2 separate regions of the Homo sapiens genome follow, and region 2 is linked to region 1. Evidence: read pairs that join two places in POLR2A ChIA-PET (ENCODE). Cell type or tissue: IMR-90. All regions are shown on one strand.

The links. ChIA-PET counts read pairs that join two places held together with the same protein. Peaks named below come from ENCODE experiments on the same cell type or tissue, not always from the same donor. Only the 100,000 strongest peaks of a DNase experiment are listed, where the experiment ranks them.
Region 2: POLR2A ChIA-PET joins it to region 1 with 8 read pairs; 8 of 35 experiments call an interaction of 5 or more read pairs at or near these places.

What each region holds. Positions count from the first base shown.
Region 1 is chr22:41,027,953-41,030,452 of GRCh38, reverse strand. No RefSeq gene overlaps it. Among named protein-coding and RNA genes, the nearest start is that of SNORD140, 45 kb to the left of the region's middle. In IMR-90, no CTCF peak of the experiment used is centred here; a DNase peak (open chromatin) is centred at 1,422; H3K27ac peaks cover 157 bases.
Region 2 is chr22:41,180,897-41,183,396 of GRCh38, reverse strand. No RefSeq gene overlaps it. Among named protein-coding and RNA genes, the nearest start is that of EP300-AS1, 15 kb to the left of the region's middle. In IMR-90, no CTCF peak of the experiment used is centred here; a DNase peak (open chromatin) is centred at 1,396.

The DNA.
Region 1 (2,500 bases):
ACGACCTCTAGAAGACACCATCTTCACTAAAGCAACACAGAATGCACCAGTGAAGGGTCAACATTGTTGAGAAACTCTATGGTAGCTGTCCTTTTGGGCCAGGGTTTACATAAAAGAAGCAGCTATGGACCTGGACTCCCTGGTGCCCCAATACAGATGGTAGGATTTGAAAACAGCAGAGGTCAGGTGGTAGCACTTAATCGTCAGAGACAGGGTAGACACAATTACTGTAATGGGGAACAAAGCTGGAATGACAATGAGGTGATCTTTAGCATACAGATCTGTAGTGACAGTCTTGGCAGATGGCTGATGTCAGCCATTAAATTGGAAAATCTCAATCTCTCACCTATTTGAGAGGCTCTTATGCCCAAAACCCATCGAATGAAAGGGGAGGCCAAGTTCCCTTGAGGAAGTAGTATCTTGACCATTATAGAGCAACACAGCCTCTGGCACCCAGTAGGCTACTATTGATCTGGCAAATGTATTCTTTTCGATGGCTACCCGAAAAAAAGCTCAAAGCAAATTGCATTTAACTGGATGGATAGCAGGCCACATTCCCAGGGTACACCAGGGCTACCTCTCCTGCTTTCCATCACAATATAGTCTGAAAGAACCTCAATAGCTTGACACTGATCCTACCTTATAGCCCATCACTTTGAAGCTGCTGGTCTGATAGAATGTTAGCATGATGTCTAAAGGCACCACGGCAGTGCATAGCTGCTGTAATCCTCTGTATCAGGTCTGTAACTGCTCACGAGGCTGTGGTTAATATTCATAAATTGCCTCTTCTAGTACGTTTTCTTTCTCTCCTTCCTTCCTTCCTTCCTTTCTTTTTCTTTCTCTCTTTTTTTTTTTGAGATGGAGTTTCACTCTTGTTGCCCAGGCTGGAGTGCAAAGATGCGATCTTGGCTCACTGCAACCTCTGCCTCCCAGGTTCAAGCAATTATCCTGCCTCAGCCTCCCAAGTAGCTGGAATTTTAGGTGCTGCCACCACGCCTGGCTAATTTTTGTATTTTTAGTAGAGACAGGGTTTTACCATGTTGGCCAGGCTTGTCTTGAACTCCTGATCTCAAGTGATCTGCCCACCTGGGCCTCCCAAAATCCTAGAATTACAGGCGCGAGCCACCACACCAGGCCCCTTTCATTTTTGTTCTGTGATTGCGCTGGACATCCAAACTTCATTTCAAAAGGGTCTGAATTCTCAGGGGTCCTGCTTTGTTAGGGTTGCTTTAATTTCCCATTAACTTTTTTATTCCCCATTAATTTTTACTAGCGGGCATGGAATTACTAAGAGGTGCCACACAGAATCTTCTGTGTTTCAGACATAGTTTTGCTGCCCGCATTGTAAAGCAACAACTCAATTTGGTAATCAGAATGAGTCATCCTGGCCAGTAGAGTAACCTCTTTCTTACCAGCTGAGAAGAGCAAAATGTCCAGATTCCAATTCAATGAAACCATACTTGTGTCCCCTCTTGTTAGCAAATACTCCTCTCTTGAGAACTAAGACCTTTCATCAGAGCTCAAAGCTATGGGAGCAGGAGTTAAAAATAGGTGTAATAGCGAGAGGAGCTACTCCTACTTCCAGACCTTCAAATAGCATTATATATTGACCACTGGTTCACAGCATATACTGCATTGTGTAAGACAGATCCCATTCTTTTCAGGCAGTTTTTCTCAACTGGGACCAGAACAGAATCTTCAATAGGCCATGCTAGCATTCCTTCAGGCCAGCTGCTTTTGGGCGATGGACTACATGGTAATATTAGTGAATTGCTGCTATGCTTTTGCTAGGAATTTTTGTTGTTGTTGTTGTTTGATTTTTTTTGTTTTGTTTTTTGTTTTTGAGACAGTTTCCCTCTTGTGGTCCAGGCTGTAGTGCAATTGCACAATCTCAGCTCACTGCAACCTCTGCCTCCCAGATTCAAGTGATTCTCCTGCCTCAGCCTCCCGAGTATCTGGAATAGCAAGTGCCTGCCGCCATACCCGGCTAATTTTTGTATTTTTAGTAGAGAAGGGGCTTTGCCATGTTGGCCAGGCTAGTCACAAAGTCCTGACCTCAGGGGATCTACCTGCCTCGGCCTCCCAAAGTGATGGGATTACAGGCGTGAGCCATCGTGCCCAACCTGTTGTTTTTGAGAGATGGGGTCGCACTCTGTCGCCCAGGCTAGAGTGCAGTCATGCTATCAGGGCTCACTGCAGCCTTGACCTCCTAGGCTCAAGTGATCCCCCTGCCTCAGCCTCCCTAGTAGCCAGGCCACCACGCCTAGCTAATTTTAATTTTTTTTTGTAGAGATGGCATCTCTCTATGTTGTTCAGGCTGTTCTTGAACGCCTGGGCTCAAGTGATCCTCCTGCCTTGGCCTCCCATATTGCCGGGATTACAGGAATAAGCTACCGTCCCCAATCTAGGAAATTTTTTGTTTTGTTTTTGAGATGGAGTCTTGCTCTGTCGCCCAGGCTGGAGTGCAGTGATGCGATCTTCACTCACTGTAACCGCCGCC
Region 2 (2,500 bases), 150 kb before region 1:
AGGCATGAGCCACTGTGCCCGGCCAATTTTTTTCTTTTTGATGCCAGCCTTTGTCCTCTGTCTTTAAGTAGGATGACCTCATCATGAACATAATACTGTCTGGAGATGTTTCCTTGGTTGTAAAATGAGAAGCCTAGGGAGATTATTTTTATGCTTCCTTAGTTGTCCCCTTCCCCTCCACTTTTCAGTGTTTAGTCTGTATTTTGAGTCTGCTTGAGTGTCCCTATGACACATCTGCTGGTTAATTTGCAGCCACCAGTGGGGCTTCTCTGCTGTAAAGGAGATAAAGGACATGGAAAGGAATGGCTTTGGAGTCCAACAGGCCATTGTCCTGGTAAGCCTTTTACTGGCTATGTGATCTTGAGGACCTTATTTCACCTGAGCTTGTTTTTCATTTGTTGAGTGGGGCTGTTATTGAGGAGTCAGTAAGCGAAGTGAATGACAGCACCTGGGGCACTGCTAGCACACTGGACCCATTTCATAGATTGATGTGCTGTAACAGCCCAGGAGGGTCTCACTCGGCCACCCTAGCAGAAATGCAGTGCCACAATCATGGCTTATAGCAGCCTCGACCTCCTGGGCTCAAGCAATTCTCCCCCCTCAGCCTCCCAAGTACCTGAGACTACAGGTGTGTGCCACCATGTTTTTTTTTTTTTTTTTTAATTATTTTTTGTAGAGATGAGGGTCTCACTCTGTTACCCAGGCTGGTCTCCCCACTCCTGGCCTCAAGTAATCCTTCCTCCCTCAGTCTCCCACAGTGCTGGGATTACAGGTGGAAACCTGCACCTGGCCTCTTCCTAACTTTTCATTGTGAACATCCAAAAAACTACAAACGTTGAAATCATCTTATTATATTGCTGACTCTGGATTAATCCGTATCTTCTACCTCCATAACACTATTTCTGATCTGGGAAAGGGCAGCTTTTCCCCCCGCCCTTCTTTTTTTTTTTTTTTTTTTTTTTGAGACGGAGTTTTGCTTGTCTCCCAGGCTGGAGTGCAAGGGCGTGATCTCGGCTCACTGTAATCTCCGCCTCCTGGGTTCAAGCTATTCTCCTGCCTCAGCCTCCTGAGTAGCTGGGATTACCAGTGCCCGCCACCACGCCCAGCTGTTTTTTTTAGTAGAGATGGGGTTTCTCCATGTTAGCCAAGCTGGTATCGAACTCCTGAACTCAGGTCATCTACCCGCCTCAGCCTCCCAAAGTGCTAGGATTACAGGTGTGGGCCACCGTGCCCGGGGCCTAGTTTTGTATTTTTAGCAGAGACGGGGTTTCACCATGTTGGCCAGGCTCGTCTTGATCCACCCATCTTGGCTTCCCAAAGTGTTGCGATTACAGGTGTTAGTCACCGTGCCCAGCCTCCTTCCTATTTAATGACTTCTGCCCCTACTTCCTGCTTTCATCATTGCAGTAAGAATGCACTGGTCTAACACTTCAACCCGGCTGTCTTTAGCCAGAGGCAGAGCTTTGAAACCTGGGAATTTACTGCTTGGAAATGGGATGGAATTCTAAACATTTCCCTTTTGAGGGTTTATTCACATGAATCCTGGGCCCCTAGTCTTAGGGAGCTGGAAGGCCGTATTTCTGGAACAGGTGTTCACTACTTCCGTTTATCGGGTCTCAGCCAAGTAGACCTGGAGCTGCTCCCTAGCAGAATGTGGTGCACTCTTCTGGGCGCCGCCTCCTCTCCTCCTCTTCCTATCTCTCCTCCAACATCCAGCTTCCATGCTACCCTTTCCAGAAACATTTCCAATTCCCATCAGCTAGGTTTTCTTTCATGGATTCCCTCTTGCATTCCTTGCATAGATCACTTGGTGCTTTGTACTTTGTCATGCTGTCTTCTAGACCTTAAGCTGGTTAGGTTGAGGGCAGGGCTGCATGCTGTTCATGTGTGCTCTGCCTGGCCTGGCACAGATGTAGCTGCTCCATGGATATCTGCGGGGTCACTGAGCTGAAGCAGGTGGATGCTGGATGCTTGATACTAGATACATTTTCTGGGGCTGGCTCTGATTAATGCTGAGTGAGTTCACCTCACATTAAGATGCTGGTAAGGTGGCTCATGCCTGTAATCCCAGCAATTTGGGAGGCCAAGGTGGAGGATCACTTGAGTCCAGGAGTTCGAGACCAGACTGGGTAACATAGCAAGACCCTGTCTCTATAAAAATTTTAAAAAGTCAGCCAGGCATGATGGTACACACCTTTGAGTCCCAGCTACTAGGGAGGCTGAGGTAAGAGGACTGCTTCAGCCCATGAGTTTGAGGCTACAGTGAACTACAATTGTGCCACTGCATTCCAGCCTGGGTGACGAGACTGTCTTAAAAAAAAAAGATGCTGGTTGTTTTCAGACTAAAATAGTAGCAACAGGTCAACGTATCTGAAATCCTTTAGCAGTCATATATGGTTAGTGTAAATCTCTGTGATAAAAGAAAGATCTGGAATTGATACCAAAGCAGCTCAGTACTTTTTAGTGTACTAACACATTTGTTTTAACAACTTGTTCACAG